Linked DNA regions of Mus musculus: regions 1 and 2 are each linked to region 3. The links are chromatin loops, found by intact Hi-C in ENCODE. Cell type or tissue: heart. All regions are shown on one strand.

The links. Peaks named below come from ENCODE experiments on the same cell type or tissue, not always from the same donor. Only the 100,000 strongest peaks of a DNase experiment are listed, where the experiment ranks them.
Region 1: a loop joins it to region 3, with 4 times the contacts of the local background. A loop is called at or near these places in 9 of 42 quality-filtered maps.
Region 2: it touches region 3 in a loop (4-fold over the local background); 2 of 42 quality-filtered maps call a loop at or near these places.

The regions. Positions count from the first base shown.
Region 1 is chr7:99,103,710-99,111,709 of GRCm38, reverse strand. It overlaps Uvrag (UV radiation resistance associated gene), which reads left to right. Exons shown (of 15, transcript NM_178635.3): 3 at 2,613-2,647. Among named protein-coding and RNA genes, the nearest start is that of Uvrag, 33 kb to the left of the region's middle. In heart, a CTCF peak has its summit at 3,952 (motif pointing left); no DNase peak of the experiment used is centred here.
Region 2 is chr7:99,447,065-99,455,064 of GRCm38, reverse strand. It overlaps Gdpd5 (glycerophosphodiester phosphodiesterase domain containing 5), which reads right to left. Exons shown (of 18, transcript NM_201352.3): 8 at 6,845-6,943; 9 at 6,499-6,592; 10 at 5,978-6,123; 11 at 3,269-3,351; 12 at 1,922-2,072; 13 at 1,063-1,281; 14 at 433-590; 15 at 6-153. Among named protein-coding and RNA genes, the nearest start is that of Klhl35, 15 kb to the left of the region's middle. In heart, a CTCF peak has its summit at 4,138 (motif pointing right); a DNase peak (open chromatin) is centred at 4,203; H3K27ac peaks cover 489 bases.
Region 3 is chr7:99,246,294-99,254,293 of GRCm38, reverse strand. It overlaps Gm34062 (a long non-coding RNA gene), which reads right to left and starts at 2,782. Exons shown (of 4, transcript XR_378360.2): 1 at 2,682-2,782; 2 at 1,035-1,271; 3 at 609-860. It also overlaps the pseudogene Gm18943. In heart, a CTCF peak has its summit at 4,554 (motif pointing right); a DNase peak (open chromatin) is centred at 4,872; H3K4me3 peaks cover 1,085 bases; H3K27ac peaks cover 465 bases; H3K27me3 peaks cover 2,405 bases.

The DNA.
Region 1 (8,000 bases), 140 kb after region 3:
TGTTTAAAAAAAGCCTCAGGGCTAGGACTAAAGGTGGACTGGGGGAGCATTGACATTGTATGTGTGAGGCCCTGGGTTTGGTCCAAGACCACAGACAGTGTCAGTAAGAACAAATCCCAATAATAACAGAACCAGACAAATGAAGGCACAGGGAGACTCCTTTAAAATCTTGTTTTGTTTGTTTGTATGTATGTATGTATGTGTGTGTGTATGCATGAAAGTATACATGCATGCAAGCATGTATGACGGATATACTCGGGATCCTGTGGTAAGTGGCTGCAGTGTTTGATGAATGTTTGGGAGTTAGAGTTGTAGGGAGCCTGGGAAATGAGTCTTCCTTAAGTGGAGGGATCGCACAGTTTAGTCAGAGACTTGTCTGTCATAGCTAGCGTGGAACCCATTTGCTAGTGGGTCTCGCAGTTTTGTTTCTAATGGTACTTCTCTAAGCCACACCGTTTAGGTTATATATCTTTGAAAGACTGTTTATTTCTAGCACTATCTGAAAGATGCTAAAATCCATAGCAACGTCAGGATATTCCCTTTTAAAAGTATAGAATTTTCTTATTCCATACTCTAGGGATTTATACCTGGGACACATTTTATATACCAAAATATATAAATCCCGCATCCCCCGTCCCTGCTCTTTACAGGGCGTGGCTGGCACGCCCCGCCCCCTGTGGGGCCAGGCTTCCCCTCCCCCAGAAGCTTTCCTTTGTAAATCAGACATTTGGTCTCTGTCCCTGCAGTGCACACACTCTTTCTCTCTTTCTCTTCCCCCTTCCCTCTGTCTCCCTGGCCTTGTTCTTTGGGCCCAGTGAACCCACCAGAGAGCTGCTTCCCAATACACCTGCCTTTAAGGATGGAATTGGCTCATTTAATCACCGGAGATAACTTACCACAGTTATTCATGATTAAAAAAAAAAAAAAATCAAACCACCATTCAGCTAGTGCATGTAAGTAGCCTAGAGCTGTAACCTAAGATAAACATTGCTGGCTTAATTAGAAAAATTGGACCCTGCTGTAAATCCTCTGGCAGAACCTGTTCCTGCATTTAATGTGTTGTGAGATGTTCTCAAAACATACAGTAAGTGCCCTTTTGTGTGGAAGATGAGGGTGAAGTAGCACAGGCAGCCTGTCCACAAGGAAATGCCTTAACACCAGAGCTGCTGGGAGGGAGAGCTTCCCTGCAAGGGTGGACATCAGTGCACTCCCTGGGCATGTCATTGTTCATTCATAAAAACAGAATTGGCTGAGTGTCTGTCCTTGTGCCAGGGACAGTTCTGAGAGATGAGGACACGGTAGTTATAGGGTTTGGGCCCACAGTAACAAATGGAGTGTCTAGGCACACATTGCAATCATGGCCTTTGTCCATGTATCGTGCCTCAGTTCATCTCAAGTACCAGTAGTGTGTGGATCACATGTGAGAAACACTGTCCTGTAGCAACAGGGGACTCCAGGAGTCCCTAGGGTCTGCATTGACAGTGGCATGGAGATAATCTGGGTGGGTGGCTGCAGAGCACTGGAGGGTTGTCGGGAATGTCTATCAGGACCTATAGCATAGTTTTATTTTATTTTATTTATTTTTTGGTTTTGTAACATTTGATGCTATATATGAAGGTTTATGGAATCATGAACATTTTAAAAATATTTATTTATTTATTTAATGTATATGAGTGCTCTGTCTTTACACACACCAGAAGAGGGAATCAGATGGTTGTGAGCCACCGTGTGGGTGCTGGGAATTGAACTCAGGGCCTCTGGAAGAGCAGTCAGTGCTCTTAGTCATCTCTCCAGCCCTGGAATCATGAAATTTTAATGCTTGCAGAAGAACTTCAGCTATCCAAATTTTCCAAGTTGAGAAAGGGCCTGACAAAGTTGAAGAGGTAGAATGTTAGCACAAGCACAAATAAAGCTTGGGTCACATGGTTTCTAAATTGGTATTCATTCTACACTCCTATGAGGGAATGTTCTAGAGGTGCCTGAAGAACAGAGAGAATCAGTCATAGATACTGGAAATGGGGGATTTGGGAGTCAGAGGTTAAAGTACTTGCTGGACAGATGAAAACTGGAGTTTAAATTCCCAGGACCCACCTGGATGCAGGGGGACTGTGGCAGCCCACCTGTAATCTAGCCCCAGAAGGCAGAGATGGATCCCCAGAGCCAGCTGGCTGGCCACACGAGCTGTGTAGAGGAGGTTTTGGCTTGATTGAGATATCCTGCCTTAAAGAGAATAGGGAAAGAATCCTGACCTCATCTCAGCCCCCTGAAGGACCCCCCCGCCCCCCCCTCATTGTGTTCACATGAAAAGAAAGGAGTGAGTAGAAATGGGAAAAGGAGAACATTTGGATTTTTAAGGGCTTAAATTAGAATGTGCTGCAGAAGGAGACAGGTAACAATTCCGAGACTAAATCTGAACAATTTGTGATGTGCTTCACTGATGTTTTTCCTCCTTAAGAGACTTTTACTTAATTTTGGTTTTCTATTCTCATTGGTAAAGATGGCAGGCGCTGGATCAGTTTAGACGCCTTCCTAGAGCGCCAGAGCCTTACAGTGCTTAGTTAACGAGCTGCTTGTCTTTCCTGTCACTTACTGTTGTTTTTCTTCTTTTCCAGAATTTTATAGGAGTGAAGTGATTAAGAATTCCTTGGTAAGTTTGTTTCCCAACAGGTACATGTGACACCGCGTATATCCCTGATTCTTAAGATGTGAGTGGTTTGCGTTGAGGTCTGGTTCTTTGGTTATGTGTGGTTCATGCACAGATCTGTTAATGTTCAGTTGTTTCTGATTTTTTAAATTGTTGTAAACTTTAATTTTGCATCATTTTCATTTATAAAAAATTTAATGATTTTTGATTCTGTATTTATTTGGGTAAAATTCATAAAAGTAGTTTGTACAGGCCTCTGTATACAGGACTAATTTCTGGGTGATAACAGCCTTGCTCAGTTAGCTGGCCGTGTCTAGCTGGGCATGGGTACATACCTGTAATACTAGGGTTTGGGAGGAAATAGCCAGGAGGGTTGTGAGCCTCAGCTACACAGTGAGACCCTGGCACCAAGAAACCAAAACCAAAACAACGAGCTACCGAGCATCCCACGTCTCTCCATCTGGAAAGGGTCGTTGTGGAATTGTGTGTATGTGTGAGGATGCACAACGGTGCTGCTGGGCAGTTTCCCTGATTCTGAGTTTTGTGTGAATGAAGTAATGCAGTAAGCCCCTGGTGACTGGCGCCCACCTGTGTGTTGGCTTGGTTGTCAGGATCAGCTGGCCCTGTGTGCTGTGTTTGATTTGTTTGTGTGTATTCTACTGAGTGAATATAATAGGTGATCATTTTTTCCCCTGTTGGTGAGCATGTTTGACTTCTGGTTCGAGCCAGCGTGCATCCTGCTGCTGTAAATACTGCCCTGGGTGTCTGCTGGCGCATGCATGCTTTTCTCTGCAGCCTGTAGTCTTCAGTCCTGTGGATACACACCCGATCAGCCAGGGCTTCTGGCTGGTTCCACACCATTGCTATTTCATTTCTACTCACTGCATTGCTGGGAGAATTCTGATTATATTATTATGAACACTTGATGTTTTTAAAAATTTAGGGAGCTGGAGAGATGGCTCAGTGGTTAAGAGCACTGACTGCTCTTTTCGAGGTCCTGAGTTCAATTCCTAGCAGCCACATGGTGGCTCACAACCATCTGTAATGGGATCCAATGCCCTCTTCTAGTGTGTGTCTGAAGACAGATGCAGTGTACTCATGTAAATAAAATAAATAAAAAAAATTTTAAAAAAAATTTAGATGTTGATGCAAATCATATACAGGACTTTTTTGCTTTTGCAATCGAGGCAGATATTGTAAAGTTAGAATATCTAGTGCCAAAGGTATGGTTAACTGAAAAGACTTGATAGCAGTTACAGCTTTTTAAGGGTGTGCTTGTAGGCACAGGGCTTCCAGAAGACTGCCACCTGGTGGTTAAATACTTGAGAACTTTAGTGATTTCTCCCCCACACCTCTCTGTCTTCCTCTCTCCTTCTCCCTTTCTTTCCCCCCTCCTTTCCTCTTTCCTCATCCCTCCCTCCCAAAAGAAACCAAATCAAAATGGAGATGGGTGGGAAGGATACGGATAGGGAGGGAGGGGGACGGAAGTGTGTCTGCAGGTTGTATGCCAGAGTCACAGTTCTTTTCCACATTCCTTTAGTTAATAACAGTTAATGGGGATAATTCCGCTTTGTTTGCCTCTGACTTCAGCTAGACATACCTTCCCCCAAGTTATTATTATTTCTGTTGTTATTGTTTTTTTTTTAGAGACTGTATCCGTACTATGATTGACAGGCCATTAGAGTGACTAAAATGATTGAAAAGTAATAGTGGGAGTGGCTAGCCAGAGCCCCCAAAGTTGATTTGATACCCAGAGCGGGTCGGTGTGTGGAGATTCTCTACACGAGTCTCTTTAGTGAAGAGGTGTGATTGTGACCAGGTTAGGTGAGTTCTGTACATTATTTCCCACGGAAGACAATGCTTCAAGGTAGGGTGTATTCTTGTTTCAAAGTGAGGGAACAGGCCAGGAACTTGATGTGGGCTGCACACAGCTTGTAACAAATAAAACTGAAGTTCTGAGGCTCTAACCGCACACACACTTCCTTCAGCTGTTTGACCTAGAGGTCAGTGAGCCTTACTATTGCATAAACAAAGCCCAGAGCAGACATGTTTAGAGAAAACACGAGATACAACTTAGCAGAGCCATCACTGGCATCATGACTGGAGTTGTTTTTCAGCAGAGATGGGAAGATGGGCAGGATCAGTAGGTCTTTGTGAGTTACTGACTGCCTGTGGGGTGCTCCAGTCTCTCTCCAGTGCCTCTGTGGAACTGCGGCTGAATAAATTAACATTTGAGCTGTCTCTGTGTTGCTCATGCCAAAACTGTGACCCTGGGGTAAATAACTGCATCACCATCAATCTTCCAGCTTCCTCTGGCTCCACAGTTGGGAGCTAGGCTGAGCTAGCTCAGGTAGAAGATGCCGCGAAGACTGTAGGACTCTGATTTACTTCGGGGTTGGGGGAGCAGTCAGGGAAGGTTGCTGGCAGTAAGTCATCCCTCAGCTGGGTCAGGAGGCCTGAGCTGAGCTGAGGAAGGGCAGGGAGGGAGTTTGCTGGGCTTCTACTAATTAAAAAAGCCAGCATGAATTGTAAAGAGATACTCTGAATATGCTTTTTAAAAATTGGTACAGCTTTTATACATTTTTAGTTGTGTTTCTTGTGACTATGTAGTTGCTATTAAACAGTTTAGAGAAACAAATGCTGGTAATAAACAATTTTTAATTTTCTTTGGGATGGGGTTTTTCAGTGTAGTCCTAGCTGTCCTGGAACACACTATGGAGACTCAGAGGAGCACTGCGTCTAGTGTTAGGATTAAAGCCATGCACCACCAACCCCCAGCTGATAAAGGCTTTTTAAAACTCCTGATAAGAGGTAGTGATCTTATGTCCTCTGGTTGGCAATTTGTAGGCAGTGAACTTTTAAGACTATAGCAGTCCTAGTAGTCAGTGGATGTAGACTGGGTCACCTGACGTTACTATTTGAACAGTCTCTTTCACCTCAAAATTGAGTTGGTATGTGTAGGTGAAAGAGAAATTTAAAAAATCATATGGATCAAAAATGTTGGGCATGGGGGCTGGAGAGATGGCTCAGTGGTTAAGAGCACTGACTGCTCTTTCAAAGGTCCTGAGTTCAAATCCCAGCAACCACATGGTGGCTCACAAACCATATGTAACAAGATCTGACACTCTCTTCTGGAGTGTCTGAAGACAGCTACAGTGTACTTAAATATAATAAATAAATAAATCTTAAAAAAAATATTGGGCATGGGGGCTGGAGAGGTGGCTCAGTGGTTAAGACACTGACTGCTCTTCCAGAGGTCCTGAGTTCAAATCCCAGCAACCACATGGTGTCTCCCAACCATCTGTAATGGGATTGATGCCCTCTTCTGGTGTGTCTGAAGTCAGCCACAGTGTACTCATATAAATAAAATAAATCTTAACAAAAAAATATTGGGCAGTAGCTATGAATAGATGGTAGGCTGTGTCTGCATGTACCAACTTGAGAATTCTCCCTTGTGTACTGGCGACTGTTTTGTAAGCTCACAGAGAAAAGTCTGTGGGGAGAAGATTGTCAGAACACTGCTGTGTTAGCGTAGCAGCCTATAAGGGAGCCCAGGCCAGCTGTCTTCTTATGAAATAAGCCCTGGTTCCTCCAAGGGCAGGTCTCAGCAGAGACTGGTACACTGGAGGATATTCCGTACCCCACCCCCCTGACCCTGTAGCATGGATCCTCCGAGGCATCTTCACTTTGGAGGAGAGTGGTTACTTCATGCTTTTTCTTAACACTTTGTCACATGGGTGGTTCAGGATCTGGACTGATGCTGTTTTAGGTTCTAGAGCCCGTATTTGTTGTGATCTCATAGGGAGTTAAGTGGCCGCCTTTCAGGCAGTGTGAGCCAGTGCTCGCCTTTCAGGCTTTTGACTGAGATCAAGGTAGTCAAGATGTCACTTCCTGCCCCCCATTTAAAAATTTCAAAAAAAAAAAAAAAAAAAAACCAACCAACCAACCAACCAACCAACGAAGCCCCATTTCACTCCTTTATGCCAGGCATGGTGGTGCACCACTTTAAATTCTGGCACTTGGGAGGCAGATGCAGGTAAATCTCCACGTCATGGCCAGCGTGGGAGTTGCAGCAATCAGCTGGTACTGTGAAACACAGTGAGACCATGCCTTGAAAAACAGAAATAAACAACGAATAAAGGACGTAGTGCAGGGTGTGGTAGTGGACACCTCTAATACCAACAAATGGGAAGCAGAAGCAGGCGAAGCTCTGTTCCAGGACAGTGTGATCTGTATCGTGAGTTCTGCAACAGCCAGAACTACATAGAAAAGTCCTGTGTCAAACATGCAAACATACAAACAAACAGAAGAGGAATGGAACACAATTATTTTCTCCTGTGTCGCCTTCCAGTCACTAACACTTCCCAAAGAGACCAGCAAGCTCCCCCTTCCCTGGTTCCCACAGCAGAGTACCTCTGCCTAGCTTGACCCTCAAGTGGCAAATGCTGTTTTGTTCAGCATACTTGTGAGACTGTTGGTGCATGTAGTGATTCACTGATTCTAGAGAACATCTTCAACGAACAGAAGAATGCATTTCCATATGTGTGTGTGTTTGTGTTAGTGTATTGTGTTTGTGAGTGTGTATCTGTGTGAGTGTGTGTCTATGTTACTATGTCTGTGTCTGTGAGTGTGTGTGTGCCCATGCAGAGCGTCAGTAATGGGCTTTTCTGCTCAGCTGTAGAAGACATTTGTCAAAAGATTGCAGAGGTTTCTGTACCAGCTCTGTCCCTTAGACAGTGTGAGGCTCTGGAGTTGTTCCAGATCCTAGCCCAAACTCAGTGTCTATTGCAGTCATTGTGGTGGGACTGTGGTATCATTGTGACGTCAGTTTGTACGTCCTCATAGACTGTTCTGACTGGACACCTTTCCTAGTATTGATTGGCCGTTTTGATGATCTCACGTTAGAACAGTGGGAGAACATGCTAGCTAATGCCAAGTTTAAGAATAAGCAAACCTAATGCAAGGATTTCAGACTTTAAGTAATTAGAGATAAATTTTTTTTTAAAAACACGTTTATTTATTTATTTATTATATGTAAGTACACTGTAGCTGTCTTCAGACTCTCCAGAAGAGGGCATCAGATTTCGTTATGGATGGTTGTGAGCCACCATGTGGTTGCTGGGATTTGAACTCAGGACCTTTGGAAGAGCAGTCAGTGCTCTTAACTGCTGAGCCATCTCACCAGTTCTAGAGATAAAATCTTATAATGTAACTCAGGTTGGCCTTGAATAATCTTCTTGCCTAAGCCTTAGTACTTACTCCAGTAAGTACTAGAATTATAGGCACGAGGCCCTGTGACTGGCCTGAAACTTTACGTTTATAATATTTGTTTGATATAACTTGGTAGCTTTTCATT
Region 2 (8,000 bases), 200 kb before region 3:
CTCACCATGATCCAGAGTGGAGAAGGCACCCGAGAAAGGGTATGGGAGTTGTCGGAAGTGACGGAGGGGACCCCAGCACACCACAGCAGGGAGAAGAGCCACGGTGCATTGACAGTGTACAGGTTCACACTCAGGTTCCACGATGCATAGTCCCTGGGCAGGGGACAGAGGTCTTTAGCTGCTTTGCTGTGGGGAGCTGGAGAAGCACCCCTCTGATAGCCAGACACTTTCTCAGCCACCCCAGGAGGAAAGTGTTTGTGTCCAGGGGCACCAGCACTGCTCAGTGGTTCCCATCTCACTCCCAAACCCTGTGTGCCAAGGCTCCCTGTGTATTCTGCACTGTGCCCACATGTGCTAAGTGGAGGGTTGAACTGGGGGGATACACAGTCCCTCACTCCTCCAGGGCCACCTTGGGTGGCACAGGGCAGGCACCTGAGCTCCTGGTGGGACACCTGAGTGTAGCGGAGGTTCAGCTTCTGGATGTGACCTTTCCGTAAGTTAGCGATGGCTTCTTTGGATCCAGATGTTTGCTGGAAGCCAGGAGCCATCTTCCGTACCAAAGGCCTCTGCCTGTTAAATAGCCACATGACCTGCCGGCAGGAGACAGGGTGGTCAGGCTGGTCAGACCTCTCACCTCCAGATTCGGGGAGAGGGTCTGAGACTTCCTAGACCCTTCAAGGGTCAAAGTGGGGCCTGTCCGAAGCAGTAGAGCCCACAGTGAACAATTTGGGCAGCTTGCCTGGTCAAGACAAGATGGACAAGCCCACCCTCCCCTCCTCTGACCACAGTCAAGAGCATCTAGAGAAACTGTGTTGTCAGAGTGGTATCAGGTTCCCAAACGGTCACACCACAGTGATTTGGGCCAGGTTCCACTCAAGTAACCAGAGAATGTGGGCCACCACCCTCCTCTGAGAGATTCAAAGGATCTGTTGTCCCCACAATGGGCCAGTCAGGAAAATAAGGTGCACACAGCCCTGTTTCGCCAACAGGGAAACTGAAGTCTGGAGAAGGGAACAGGTCTTGATGCAGGGGGCTAAGCAGGGGTCACCCACTGGGCTCCACCTGGTGCTGGGGGAAGCCTGAACGCAGCACGGCCTCCAGTGTGACGTTGAGGAAGCTGCCACGGTAGGGGTGATCACGGGGCGGGTCCCGAAGGTTGAGCAGCAGCGAGGCATTGCCCTTGGCCAGCTCCAGCAGCTCTGCCAGGCTGCAGATGGACTGGTTCTGAACCTCCCTGTGGTCGGAGGGTGACAGGGAGCTGGCCGTCCAGAAGGGGTCGGTCTGGTAGAAACAGGGACATGCATGCTATCATTAGGTCTTTGGAGCTTTCAAACGCCTTCCTTCCTGGCCATGGGGCATGGAGACCCGGGGCTGCCAGTGGCTGTGGATATGTTGAGCAATTGACTGTGGCCCAGTAGGGGTCTTAGGAGTGCCTGACATTTGCCTCTATGTTCCCCGCCCTATCTCCCCCACCCTCGCTTTCCAAGTGAATCCTTTGCTTAGAGCCTGTCCAGCGTGACCGTGAGTCCACTCTGTAGTCAAAGATGACCTTGAGCTCCTGTTCCGCTTTACCCTCATCTCTATTGCTGGGATTGCCCTACCCCATCAGGGTTCTGTGGTGCTAGGGAAGGATCCAGGGCTTGGTACACGCTAGGTGAGCACTCTGCCAACGGAGCTACATCCCCAGCCCTGCATCTGCAGCTTCAGCAAGTCTACTAAAGATCAGCATCCATGAGAGGGAAAGCCAATCAACAGAGACCCCACACAAGCAGTGACAGCTATGGGGTCCAGATGCAAGGGACCAGAGGGGGGGGTCACTGGCTAGCCTGGTCAGGAGCATCTGAGCTGAAGGCCACCTGCCTCCTTCTTTAGGAGCCTTCCATGTCTCCCATGCCTAAGGCAGGCCCAGGTACAGGCAAACCTTGAGGAACCACTGGCCGGCATTGAGCCTCTGCAGGACAGTCCAGTTGAGCATGGCAGCAGGCCTGCGGGCAAGCTCCGGGAACAGGTGCTCCACATTGGTGGTCCGCCTCAGGGTAGTGTCATGCATGAGAAAGGGCACACCATCCAGGCTGCAGGAGAGGATCACTGTCACCGCCCACTCAGAGATATCATCTGTTCCCATCACCACCCTCCCTACTCCCCGCCCTCAAACGACATAGCTGTTCTGTGTCCATCTCAGCTGCAGATCCCCCCCTAGGCCAGTGAGGACCTCAAAGGGTTCAAGGGACAAGTCCTTGGCTCTCTACGAAGGTCAAGTGGGGAAGACAGCTGGGGAGGGGAGGGCTGGGGAAAGTGGGTCTGTGCACTTAGCAACGATAGAAGGGAAGTACTGCCTCGCTTGATAATGGGGAAAACGGAGGCTAAGCAGGAAGCGTTTAGCTCAAGGTCCATGGCTACTAAATGGTGGAACCTGGCCTCAAACCAAGTCCTTGAAATGTCATATTGATAGCAGTGCCTGCACAGGTCCCTTAGACAACGTCCACATACTTCCCGCATCCTCATAACCCACCAGGACTGGCCACAGCTCACAGAGTTCCTTAGTGTAGAATAATAATAAAGGGCTCCCTCGCTCCCTGTTCCTCAAGAAATTTTATCCACTCCTATGGAGAGGCGTGGGGCGTATAATCTATGTGGTCTACACCAGGAGTGGTAACCTCACATATGTGGTGTAGCTGTATATTGTACACCCCGTGGGGCAGTAATTGGTGGCCCTGCCTTCTCTCCGCCTCAGGGGTATCCTTTGAGTTACCCCTGAGGTTGGGATGGGTTTCCCCGTTGGTTGACATTCGTGTTAACACAAATGCTGCATCTAGAGATGGAAATGTTCACATCACTTCCATATGATCTGTTTGTTTGTTTGTTTGTTTGTTTGTTTGTTTGTTTGTTTGTTTGTTTTGAGATGGGGTTTCTCTGTGTAGCCTTGGCTGTCCTGGAACTCGGTTTGTAGACAAGGCTGGCCTCAAACTCACAGAGATCTGCCTGCCTCTGTCTCCAGAGTGCTGGGATGAAAGGCGTGAGACTCACAGGTGTCATTTTTTTCCCAACAGGTCTGTGTCCCCACACCTAAACCCTGACTGGACAGTAGTCTGTTCTTTCTATTCTGGAGTCTAGCACAAACCTCTAAAAGGATGCCTGGCTTGTTGTGATCATCCAAGTCTTCATCCCCCCTCCTATCACCAGGGGCAGGAGGTTTTTATGAGGAGACCCAGATGCAGAGGTGGGGGTGGGGTGAAGAATGGCCACCACCCTTCTCTGCCATACTAACCTGATGGTGATGTCAGCTTGCAGCCCATACAGCCTCTGCTCCAGCGCCTTCCGGAAGGACATCACTGTGTGTTCTGGAGCCAGCTGGAGAGGAAGGACTGGTGACGGCAGAGCTAGGGTCCAGTTGGTGACCCTTCCCCAGCCAGTGGGAGGTGCCCCCTGCTAGGTCTGCCTCTCATTCTGGCTCCTTTGTGGAGTTGCTATGGGAACCCGGGCACCCACACAGCTGCTTCAAGGTTCCATGTTTTCATTTGTTATAATATGTATACCTCATGGAGGTTTGGGGGGAAGGGACAGGCAGTGTGCTGGGTATGGACTCGTATGAATATGAATGCCTGACACAGCCATAATAACAGAGTTAGCAAATAATCACTCTGATCACATTGTCCTTGCTGTATTACAGGCACTGAACAAGACTCTAGAAGCAAATGGCCTTCCCCACAGGCCTGTGGGCCTACAGTAGCTTTGGGCAGAGACTGAGTGCTTGGTCCCTTCTGGCTTAATCTCAAAGCCCAGTCTGGGGGGAGATTCTGGAGGGGGAAGGAGAGAGGATGGGGTTGCTGTGGTGTGATGAGTTTCTTCATCTATACAGCAATAATAATAATCTCTCCATCGCTACACTGGCACATGGACTCAAATTCATGCTTGACACCTAACAATAAGTTTGCAACCCTAGGGCAGATCATCACCCAGAAGGTTGACTCCAGCCATTGAGCTACATGACCCTGCCTTGCAACCCTGGGTGAATCCTCCCTCCTAAGGACCCACCCTCTCTTCAGACCTTTGGGGATATGGGAATCACTGTTCTCTGTGGGTATCTAGCTGGGCAGTGAGTCTCCTTTGGTCCTGTGCAGAGTAAATTGCCATACCTCTTCCTACCACTAGAGGTCAGCACCAAACCAGAGATTGGATTTAGACCTGGCAACTCAAAAGGCTGGCAATCATTTGTGAAGCCTTCACAGGAACACACTCGTGGTGACTCTGGCTGGACACAGTCATTCACAGTGACATGGAGAGAGCACTGGCTATCCGTGCCTCCACACCCCCCCCCGCCCCCCAAAAAACAGCACTAAAGTGTCTGCAAAATGGCTTAGTAGGTATAGATTCTTGTTGCTAAACCTGACAACCTGAGTTTAATTCCCAGGACTGCTTGGTAGGAGGGAACCGTCACCTGCAAATTGTTGGCTGAATCTCCACACGTGTCCTGAGGCATCACAATGCCACATTTTTTTGTAAAAAAAAAAGGTGTTTTGAGGGTTTTTTGTTTGTTTGTTGTTGTTTTAAAGTTGACCTTACAGAAGTAAAGAGCAGAATAATGATCAATAGAAGGTAGGAGGGGGAGGGGAGGCCGGTCACCAGGTGGAAATGATGGGCCATGTGAATGGGTTCTAGCATTCTACTGCAATAGGGTGGCAGTGGTAAATGCTAACTCCCTGTGTCTTTTCAAACAGGCAAAGGAGAGGATTCTGGACGCTCCTAACACAATGAAACAGGGTGTGATGTGACAGGTGGATCACTGCGGTGTGAGGATAATGCATTGTACAATTGAGAACCACACCGTGACTTGCAAATATGCATCACTAATTATCCTGTGTCAGGGTAAAAACCAAACAAGCATAAAATGAACGCCACACCCAGGCACGGGGCACACACCTGTAACCTTAACACTCAGGATGGGGATTCAGGTGGTTTGTGAGTTCCAGGCTATTCTGGGCTGCACACCGAGACCCTATCTCAGAAATGGGACAACAGATATAATGAGCAAGTCACCACCGCAGGATGGAGCAGCCAAATGCACAGCTTGGGAGGCTGTCTAGAGACAGCTTCATCAACAGATAAATAGCACAAAGGAGACTGGGGGAGGGGCTGTCACAGATGAAAAGGCACTCGGGGGACATGTGTCAAGCAGATGGGCTGCATGATGTCATTTGGATCATGATTTTAAAAGTCTGCACTACAGAAAGATATTTTTGGAGACAAAGGAAAAATAACTATGATATTAGGTCATGTTAAATAATTGTTAATTTGGGGGCTGGAGAGATGGTTCTGGCTGCTCTTTCAGAAGACCTGGGTTTGATTCCCAGTGCCCACATGGCAGCTCACAACTGTCTGTAATTCCATCCAGTCTCAGGGGATCCAACACCCCTTTCTGGCTTCCACGGTGTCAGGCAAAGCAACCATACACATAAAAGTGAAAATAAATACTTTTAAACATTGTCAGTGTGGTGTTATAGTCATTATCATTATGTATGTATATACATGTGTGTGTGTGTGAGAGAGAGAGAAAGAGAGAGAGGGAGAGAGAGAGAGAGAGAGAGAGAGAGAGAGAGAGCATGTGCACACATGCTTCAGTGCACACGAAGAACATCCTCTCCTTTATCTTTATGTGGGTGGCAGGGATTAAACTCAGTGTGCCGGGCTTTTACAGCAAGTGCTTTCCCCTGCAGAGCCATCTCCCCAGCCTGTTGTTTGCTTTTAAGTCCTTATGTTTTGGGCGTGCTGGCATATGCCTGTAACCCCAGCACTCAGGAGGCAGAGGCAGGAAGGCTGGCGGTAGTTTAAACCCCAGCTTGTCTCAAGCAGATCAAACCAAAACCAGGAAGTCCTTCTATGCTGGCGATACATCTGCTACCACAGACATGACATTTATTTCCCACATGCTCCTCTCCTGCAACAGCTGTTGCCCCGGTCCACCCTCTGGGGTGCTTACCATGGGAGCCCCTCGGTGGCCGATGAGGGCAGGTTTGGGGCCCAGGTCTTTTTTCTCCATGATGCAGGGAGAGGAGATGGTGAGAGGGATCAGGTAGAAGGTGAAGACCACGGCGAAGAAGGTACAAAGAATGGTGAGCTGAGAGGCTGCAGACACGGGCAGTAGGAACGTCCCATGAGCCACTGTGCATCTCTCACCAGGCCCAACCATGCCTAGCCAGCCAGACTGGAGTCAGAACGTGGTGTTCTGTGGAGTGGCCTTTGCTCTGACAGGAAGTGAACCCCACACTTAGGCACACATGTACAGGAAGACATGGACACCCAGAGCATTCTTTTTTTTTTTTTTTCCACCCAGAGCATTCTTTGGTAGCATCTATGACTAGCCTGGAGCCAGCCCCTGATGCTGAGCACAAGGGCCCCACCTCATTCCCAGACCACCCAGGTAGAGTCCCTGGACAGTCTAAGCTGGCATTTGTATTCATGGAGGTCAGGATGGGTGGGCCCTCTCTAAGGGGTACTCACAGGACCGCTCTGCACGGGCAAACTGTCCAGCGACGATCCAGGAGAGTGCAGTGATGGCCACCAGGGCCCCTATATGCAGGAATGGTGCCGTGCCCTGGGTGTGAAGAGAGGCAGGAGGGACCAGGGACTCAAAGGCAGGTCCAGACCCTCAGGTCACCAGCATGCTGCTGACCGTCTCTACCTACAAGACAGGCAATCCTGTCTCCATCTGCCCACTGAGGATGCTGGGAAGCCTGCTGTGCAGACCCCTCCCTGTTCCTCTCTGCGCCTTGGAGAAACAGGAGTGATAAAGGGTTGCAAGGGTCCTGGGGTGGCAGTGTCCCTGTCCCTAGCCCGCCTCACTCACCTGCAGGGAAATCAGCAGCACCTCCCACTCATCCTCCCAGAGCTGGGCCACTGCAGACATGGCCACCACCGTGGAGGCCAGGATGACCACCAGCCCCATCTGGAGAGGAAAGTACCAGACAGAGGGTCAGGGCAAGAATGAGGGGACCTCTGTCTGGGAAAGGAGGAGGAGAAAGAAAGCAGACGTGCCCACAGGCTGGGCAGGGGCAGTGCAGTGCAGTGCTTTTAATCCTAGCACTTGGGAGGCAGAGGCTGGTGGATCTCTGTGAGTTCAAGGCCAGCCTGGTCTATAGAGTGAGTTCCAGGACAGCCAGGGTTATATAGAGAAATCCTGTCTCAAAATAAAACAAAACAAAAGCAAAAACAAAAACAAAAAAACAAACAAACAAACAAAAAAAGATAAGGAGGAGGAGGAAGAAGAGGAGGAAGAACATAGTGCAAGAAGAGGAGGGAAGGAGAGAGCCAGGGATGAGCTGAAGGCTGTATGGACAGTAAGAGGCCAACCAGAGGCAGAGGCAGGAAAGGCAGGCAGATCCCAGGGAAAGAGACGTGGAGAAAGAGAAGGGAAGATGAAGACAAGATGAGGACAAAGTGGAAAACAAGGGCCTCTCTGGCATCAGGCCTCTACCAGGGCAGTAGCCTGTGAACTGTGCAGTGAGAGGGGGCTGGGCTCACACTAGGGGGTACTTGGCTCACAATGTCGTCTGTCGGACTGGCAGCCTAGGTCTCCTACATTTGGCTGCTTTTCTCTTGACATCAGGTCTCATGTAGCTTGAACTCCTGATCCCTCTGCTGCCTCCCTAGTGCTAGGATTACAGATGGGCACCAGCATGCTCAGCTTACGCTAGGCTGGGGACTGAACCCAGGGTCTTGACTGTGCGAGGCAGACACTACCAACTGAACTATATCCCCAGCCCAGCTTCTAGTATGTTCCATGGGAAGTGTGGGGCACAGCTGTAATGAGCATTGAGGTACCTTCAGGGACAGAGATCTGTGCCAACCGGCACCGGAAACCCCAAACTAAGTAAGACTAAGCTGGGGTTCCCTGCTTCAGTCTTCTCTGGAGCCCTAGAATCCTTCCTGGTCTGGGCTCCTCCCTCATTCATAAAAGCCCCTGTCTGTGGTGGAATGAGACAGCGGTGGGTGGGTGGAGGAGG
Region 3 (8,000 bases):
TTCAGCAGATAAGAGCACTGGCTGCTCTTCCAGAGGATCCAGTTCAATTCCCAGTAACCATATAGCAGTTCACAACTGTCTGTAACTCTGGTTCCCAGGGACCCAAGACCTTCACACAAACATACACGTATGTATGCAAAACATACATGCAAATCACCAGTGCACATAAAATAAAAATAAATGAATTATTTTTAAAAGATGTACTTATTTTTATTTCATGCATATATGAGTGCCTTCATGTGTGTGTGTGTACCATCTGAGGGCCTAGTGTCCTCAGAGGCCAGAAGGAAACACTAGACCCTGGAATTGGAGTTACAGAAGCTGTGAGGCCACCTCATGGGTGCTGGACACTGAACCTAAGTCTTCTGCAAGAACAGCAAGTGCTGGGAACCTTTGAGCCATCTCTCCGACCTCTACAAGAGCGGTGTTATGCCAGCTAGTCGAGGGGAATCCAGGACAGCCTCATCTCGGTTATTATCAATACAAGTTCGAGTCTCGGAAAGAGAATGAGTAATGTGCTCTTTCCCAAACTGGAGATAATAAAAATCCTTTTAAAATGTTTACGGCAGTAAATAGTGTTTAATGCAGGAGCCATTTATAATGCTCACCATGATAAGGGTAAATCTCAGGTCCCAGAAGGCCTTACGAGAACTCTCCTGGCCTGGCAGAGCAGTGTCTCTTCAGGTCACGGCAGTGGCTACAGAGGGAAATGGAACTGAGTGTCACAACTGAGCTGGCAGGTGACACTGGGGCCATTGCCATCAGTCACTGTGGTCTCTTAAGAAACGCGGATGATGTCCAAAGATGAGGGGCCCCATGGGCTGCATACAGGAGGGAATCCTGTCTGGGCCTTTCTCTGCCTGAGCAAGAGAGGAACATGGTTAGAAATAGGTTCTAGAAATTCCAGTGATTCTGCTCTGTGAAGGAGGAAATGGATGGGACCCGGAGTCAAGGACAGCATGGATGAGGCCAGTAAAGAAGTGATCAGGCAGATGGCAGTGTGGGATGTGGCTGAAAGAGGAAGAGAGCGATACCTGGTAGAAGTAGCTGTGCTTTCTAAAGGACTGGAAGCAGGGGGCTGAGGAGATGCCCAGGTGAGTTGAATGTTTGCTGAGCAAGCACGATTCCCTGAGTTCAGATCCCTGACCTCACATACAAAGCCAGGCCCAGCCAGCAGTGTACATCTGTCACTCCAGTGCTGGTGAGACAGAGACAACCTTCGGCCTCCACAAAGGTGCACACATAGGCACAGGTATGAACGAGTACACACCCTAAGAAAGAATGGAATATGAGGTAAGGAAGGAGGAAGACTTTGGGTGCCCTGCTCCCGAGTCCTGTGTTGGGGGCAGGGGCAGGTGAGTGGTGGGACCACCCAGAGCCAGGGAGTACAAAAGAAAAAGTGTCAGTTTGGGGGCATTGAAGGCTTGGAGGGTTTGTGAAGTGTCTGAGGAAACCTGCCCAAGACTCAAAGTGACCTTTTGTATTAAAGATGAGCCCCAGGCTCAGGAGGGCACCAGGTCCAGCAGAGCACAGATTTCCTTCCCCTGGAGGCCTAGAGAGCACATCCCCACACCACTGTACATATCACTCACTGTACATATCACTCACTGTACATATCACTCACTGTACATATCACTCACTGTACATATCACTCACTTATTCCACCAGCCAAACCTCTGCAGAGTTTCCTGTCGCCTGGCAGGGGGACAGGTCCATGGAGATAGAAGGAGCTCCCCACTTTAAGAGTCATGCCTTTCCCCTCCCACCAATGGCTGGCCGCAGCAGGCTCCAGAAGGAAGTGGTGTTTGATTCTCAAGGATGGGATAGGACAGCCATGTAGGCATGGTGATGCACACCTTTAATCTCAGCACTCGGAAAGCAGCAAAAGATGTATCTCTGTGAGTTCAAAGCCAGCTCAATCTATATAGTGGGTTCCAGGCCAGCCAGGGCCACATAGTGAGACACTGTCCCAAAAAAACAAAACAAAACAAAACAAACAAAACCAAACAAATCTGTTGGTATGAGGAGATCTGGCTGCCAGCCGAGGGTGTTGCTGTGGGAATAGAAGAGAAAAATACTGGGGAACTGAGCCCTAGTGGGGCCTGAGGAGGGCTGTAATCCTGGGCTGCTACAAGGCTACCTCGAACAACAGAAGTCGATACTTATGGAGGCCACAAGTTGGAAAGTCGGTGTCATGATAGGTAGGTAGTCTTGACTGTGAACCTGACTGGATTTAGACTCAATTAGGAAAGACACCTCTGGTTGTGTCTGTGAAACTTGGCCAGAGGTTTCACTGAGAAGGAAGCCTCACTCAGAACATAGGTGGTGCTGAGGCTGCAGGCTGCTTTCAAAGGAGAAAGGTCGCTGAGCAGAAGCCTGTGTGTATGGCTCTATTTCCGGACTGTGGGCATAATGTGGCCAGCTGCCTGATGTTCCCACCCCTTGCCTCCCCCTCCCCCTTGGTGGACTGTACCCCTAAGCCTGAGTCAGCATAAATCCTTCCATGGTGAAGTTTCTTTTGTTTGGGTATTCTGTCATAGCAACGAAAAGACAGTGTCACACCCAGCTTAAAAGTGTGTCAGCAAGGGGGGATCTGCGGGATGCTCTGTGAGAGAGCCTATCATCTTGCCTTGTTCTGTTCCCCATGTGGTCCCTTCCTTGTGGTTCAAAGAGCATCTTACCAAGCGCCTCTCTTCCATCACCATGTAGCTGTCTTCTGTTGTGCCCTTGGCCCTCCACTGCCATCTTACAAGGATCTCTGTGATGACATCATACAGCCAACTGTAGGGTCACATGAGGTGATTTCAGACTCTTCCCTTTAGTCATGCTTGCCACATTCCTCTTGCCACATATAAAGCATTGTTTACGGTTCAGGGGGTTAAGATATGGATTAACCGCAGGCAGATTTCTGAGTTCGAGGCCAGCCTGGTCTACAAAGTGAGTTCCAGGACAGCCAGGGCTACGCAGAGAAACCCTGTCTCTGTCTCGAAAAACAAACAAACAAACAAACAAACAAGAATATATGGCTTAACCCCTTGGGTGAGGGCCCCTTGGGTGAGGGTCGGGATGTTCGTCCTTCCATATATGCCCAGAATTTACATCATTTCCAGGAGAGGAAGAACCACGTTCAACCTGAGACCCAACAGCCAGTCTCTAGCGTTTCCTCTAGCTGCAGTGCTTGGGCACACACAGTCGAGCAGTGCCTCTCTCTCTCTCTCTCTCTCTCTCTGTTTTTGTTTTTGTTTTTCGAGACAGGGTTTCTCTGTGTAGCCCTGGCTGTCCTGGAACTCACTCTGTAGACCATGCTGGCCTCGAACTCAGAAATCCACCTGCCTCCGCCTTTGCCTCTGCCTCCCAAGTGCAAGGACTAAAGGCGCGCCAGCCACACCTCAGTCTCTTTCCAGATAGACGTCTCAGAACCCCTACCATGCTGTGCACTTCAACTTTAAACTTAGTTCACCACAGAGTCTTACTGAGATAACAGCACCCCACACGGGAGTGTGGACACTGCTGCACGGGCCAGCCTGCCAAATTCACAGTCCTGCCTGCAGAAAAGGACCCTCGGCTGAAGGGACTTCCTTCAGCTCTCAGAGAGCTTGAAGTGGGGACAGAAAGCCTCAGCTTCACCTTTCCTCATTCAGAGAACACACCTCCCAGTGGGAGGTGGGCGGAGGTCCCTGCGTTAGAGATTCCTGTGGAGAGAGTGTGGCGTTCCTATTGGCCACACTGGCTGAAATGCCGCTGTCGACCACAACAGAGACCTTGGGGGCTGGAGAGATGGCTCAGTGGGTAAGAGACCTGACTGCTTGAGCTCCTGAGTTCAATTCCCAGCAACCACATGGTGGCTCACAACCATCGGTAATGAGATCCGAAGCTGCCTTCTCCTGTGTCTGAAGACAGTGACAGTATACCCACGTACATGAAATAAATAAATCTTTTTTAAAAATGCAACGTGAGCCGGGCATGGTGGTGCACGCCTTTAATCCCAGCACTCGGGAGGCAGAGGCAGGCAGATTTCTGAGTTCGAGGCCAACCTACAAAGTGAGTTCCGGGACAGCCAGGACTACACAGAGAAACCCTGTCTCGAAAAAACAAACAAACAAACAAACAAACAAACAAAAAGAAAGAAAGAAAGAAATGCAACGTGAAGAACAGTGAACTTGGAGTCGTCATACATATCTGGAGAAAGGGCACCTGTGTGAGGAAAAGAGAAAATGCCAGGGCCTACGTGGGTTCACAACGATCCCATTACAACAAAAGGCCGAAAGGGAGGTGTTGTTACTTCGGTAAGCTGAAATGGTTTACGCCTCTGAGTTTGCTTTGAAGATGAGGTAAGGTCTCATTCTCACAGTACCTGACACTCAGGGCAGAAGCTCAGGATCCTCCATCCTGACAGTGCGGAGAGAAAAACAGACTGCTCATCTCCAGCCAAAGCTAGCAGCGCGGAACCAGTTCGTCAGCCTGCATCCAGCCTCAACCCCTCAGCTCAGGCTTCTGAGCCATCACCAACCCAGTCTTAAGCTCTTCTGGCTGCAGCTTTTCATATTGACCACCAGAGGGAGTAGCTCTCATTGTCGAAGGCTGATTTTCCGCTTCCAATTTCCCCTCTGCCGGCACCCTCCAACTTGTTAGGTTTCCGAACCTGGGGATTTCACGTTCGAGGGAAGGTGGGGGATGCTGCTCTAGTTAGGGAATGGAAAGTGTGATAAAGGACAAAGAAAATTCTGGATTTTGATAGGTTTTAGTAAGGACTCAAATGGAACTTTAATTCTGCATTTAAAACCCACTCCAGCAGGATCCAGGATGTGGTGGTGCAAGCCTTTAATCCCAGTACATTAGCCATGCCTCCTAATGTCCAAGTAAAGAACACGCGGCCAGCCAGGTGATGGTGGCACTGGAGATGCAAAAACATGTGGATATCTGAGTTCGAAGCCAGTCTGGTTTGCAAAGCAAGTTCCAGGACAGAGAAAGCTACATAGAAAAATCTTGTCTTAAAAAGTAAAACAAGGATGTAGTTGGTGGAGCGGCGGCGGCTGTAGCAGCGGCAGGAGGCGGCGAGAAGGACCCGGCGGCGGCGGAGCAGGAGGAGGGAAGGTGCTGGAGGCGTTCGCTCTCCGCGGGGACCGGAACACGACCTCTCACCCCCTCCCCACGGCTCGCGCTGCCGCCCCGTAGTTGGCACCTCTGCCCTAGCCGACCCTAAGCGGTAGTCGAGCCGCCGAGGGTGCGCTGAGACCTGGTGCCCGGGCTGCCCGCCGCCCGCGCGCCTGCCTCGCGGCCGCTCTCCCCCTCCCCGACACACACACACAGCCGGGTATTGATGGTAATGTATGCGAGGAAACAGCAGAGACTCAGTGATGGCTGTCACGACCGGAGAGGGGACTTTCAGCCTTTCCAGGGGGGTGATGTTTTACAGGCACTTAAGTATTCTTCAAAGAGTCACCCCAGTAGTGGTGATCACAGACATGAAAAGATGCGAGACGCCGCAGATCCTTCACCACCAAACAAAATGTTGCGGAGATCTAATAGTCCTGAAAACAAATACAGTGACAGCACAGGTCACAACAAGGCCAAAAACGTGCACACTCAGAGAGTTAGAGAAAGGGGCGGTGGGACCAGTTACTCTCCACAAGAAAACTCACACAACCACATAGTTCAAATTCACATTCTTCTAATCCAAGCAATAATCCAAGCAAAACTTCAGATGCACTTTATGATTCTGCAGATGATTGGTCTGAGCACATTAGCTCATCTGGAAAAAATTACTACTACAGTTGTTGCACAGAAGTTTCACAGTGGGAGAAACCAAAAGAGTGGCTTGAAAGAGAACAGAGACAAAAAGAAGCAAATAAATTGGCAGTTAATAGTTTCCCAAAAGACAGGGGTTACAGAAGAGAGGTGATGCAAGCAACAGCCACTCGTGGTTTCACCAGTGGAATTCTTACAGCAGCTGTAACACAAGCTTCCTTGCAGTCTATCATCCACAAGTTTCTTACTGCTGGACCATCTGCTTTCAACATCACCTCGCTGATTTCTCAAGCTGCCCAGCTTTCTACACAAGCCCAGCCATCTAATCAGTCTCCAATGTCTCTGACGTCTGATGCTTCATCCCCAAGATCCTATGTGTCTCCAAGAATAAGCACACCTCAAACTAATACGGTCCCTATGAAACCTTTGATGAGTACTCCACCTGTTTCATCCCAGCCAAAGGTTAGTACTCCAGTAGTTAAGCAAGGACCAGTGTCACATTCGGCTACACAGCAGCCTGTAACTGCTGACAAGCAGCAGAGCCATGATCCTGTTTCTCCACGAAGTCTTCAGCGCTTAAGTAGCCGGAGAAGTCCATCACCTGGTCCAAATCATACTTGCAGTAGTAATGCATCAGCTGCAACTGCTGTACCACAGAATGCATCTGCTAGATCTGCGTGCTCATTAACTCTACTCTAGTGGTGCACGTCAATGATAATCTCATAAAGCATGTTCAAGGGTGGCCCGCAGACCATGCAGAGAAGCAGGCATCAAGATTGCGTAAAGAAGCCCATAATATGGGAAGTGTACATATGTCAGAAATATGTACTGAGTTAGAAAATTTGAGATCATTAGTTCGAGTATGTGAAATTCAAGCAACTTTGCGAGAGCAGAGGATACTATTTTTGAGACAACAAGTTAAGGAACTCGAAAAGCTAAAAAAAAAAAAAAAAATCAGAATTCCTTCATGGTTTGAAGATGTGAATAATTGCACATGATCTCATAGAGGAACTGTAAATCTATTGCCCAGTCATAACATTTTGAGCTGCATTTAAGTAGACTATGGACCGTTAAGCTGGGCAAATGAAATGACAAGGGGACGGGGTCTGTGAGAGTCAATTCAGGGGAAATATACAAGATTGATTTGTAAAACCCTTGAAATGTAGCTTTCTTGTAGATGTATCTTCATGTTGTAAATATGTTTTGTAGAGTGAAGCCATGGGAAGCCAAAATGTAACAGAGCTTAGACATCTGAAACTAATCAGTGCTGAGGTGGCTGAATACCTAGCCTTTTACATGGAAACCTGTCTGCAAAATTACCTTTTTTTAAAAAAAGAAAAAGAAAAAATTTGGGGGGGAGGGTTTAATTTATCATTTAGAAATCTCGAATTTTCAAAAATCCAGTGCAAGTGCCAGGTGATCTGTGTCTGAGGTTACGATTTTGAACCTTATGAGCAGTGTACAAATATCATGAGACAACTGACCAGCACTTGCACCTGATCAAGAGCAGTGCTGCTCCATTTGTTTTGCAAAGATATGTTTTCATTTCCTGTATGTTCCATTCCCTCTGAAGTTCCTTGGCCTGATTTTATCCATTTTTTTTAAGGTGCCCCCTTTCCTTTCTTGGGGCACTGTTGCTGTGGCACTTTTCTATAACCTTGTCATTCCTATGTACAGTAGCTGGAAGTCACAGTGAGCAAGCATAACCCATGTTTGTATAACTTATTGAAATCCATTTTCATCTAAGAATGGACTTTAAGAAGTACTGCTGGGCAAGTGTGCTGAAAGTACATTAACTGCTCAAATACAAGGAAGTGGCCCAATGAACATGGTTGTGGGAGGGGAAAGGAGAAATAAAGCTAGTCAGATGTGAATTGTATCTGTTGTAATAAACATGTTTAAACAAACAAACAAAAAAAAGTAAAACAAAGGGCTGGCGAGATGGCTCAGTGGTTAAGAGTGCTGACTGCTCTTCTGAAGGTCCTGAGTTCAAATCCCAGCAACCACATGGTGGCTCACAACCACCCGTAATGAGGTCTGCTGCCCTCTTCTGGTGTGTCTGAAGTCAGCTACAGTGTACTTACATATAATAAATAAATAAATCTTTTTTTTTTTAAAGTAAAACAAAACAAAACCTAGAGTGAAAGACTTGTACCACTTTGCCCTGAAATTTTTAATTCTTTTTTTTTTCCCCTCAAGACAGTGTTTTTCTGGGTAGTCCTGGCTGTCCTGGAACTCACCCTGTAGACCAG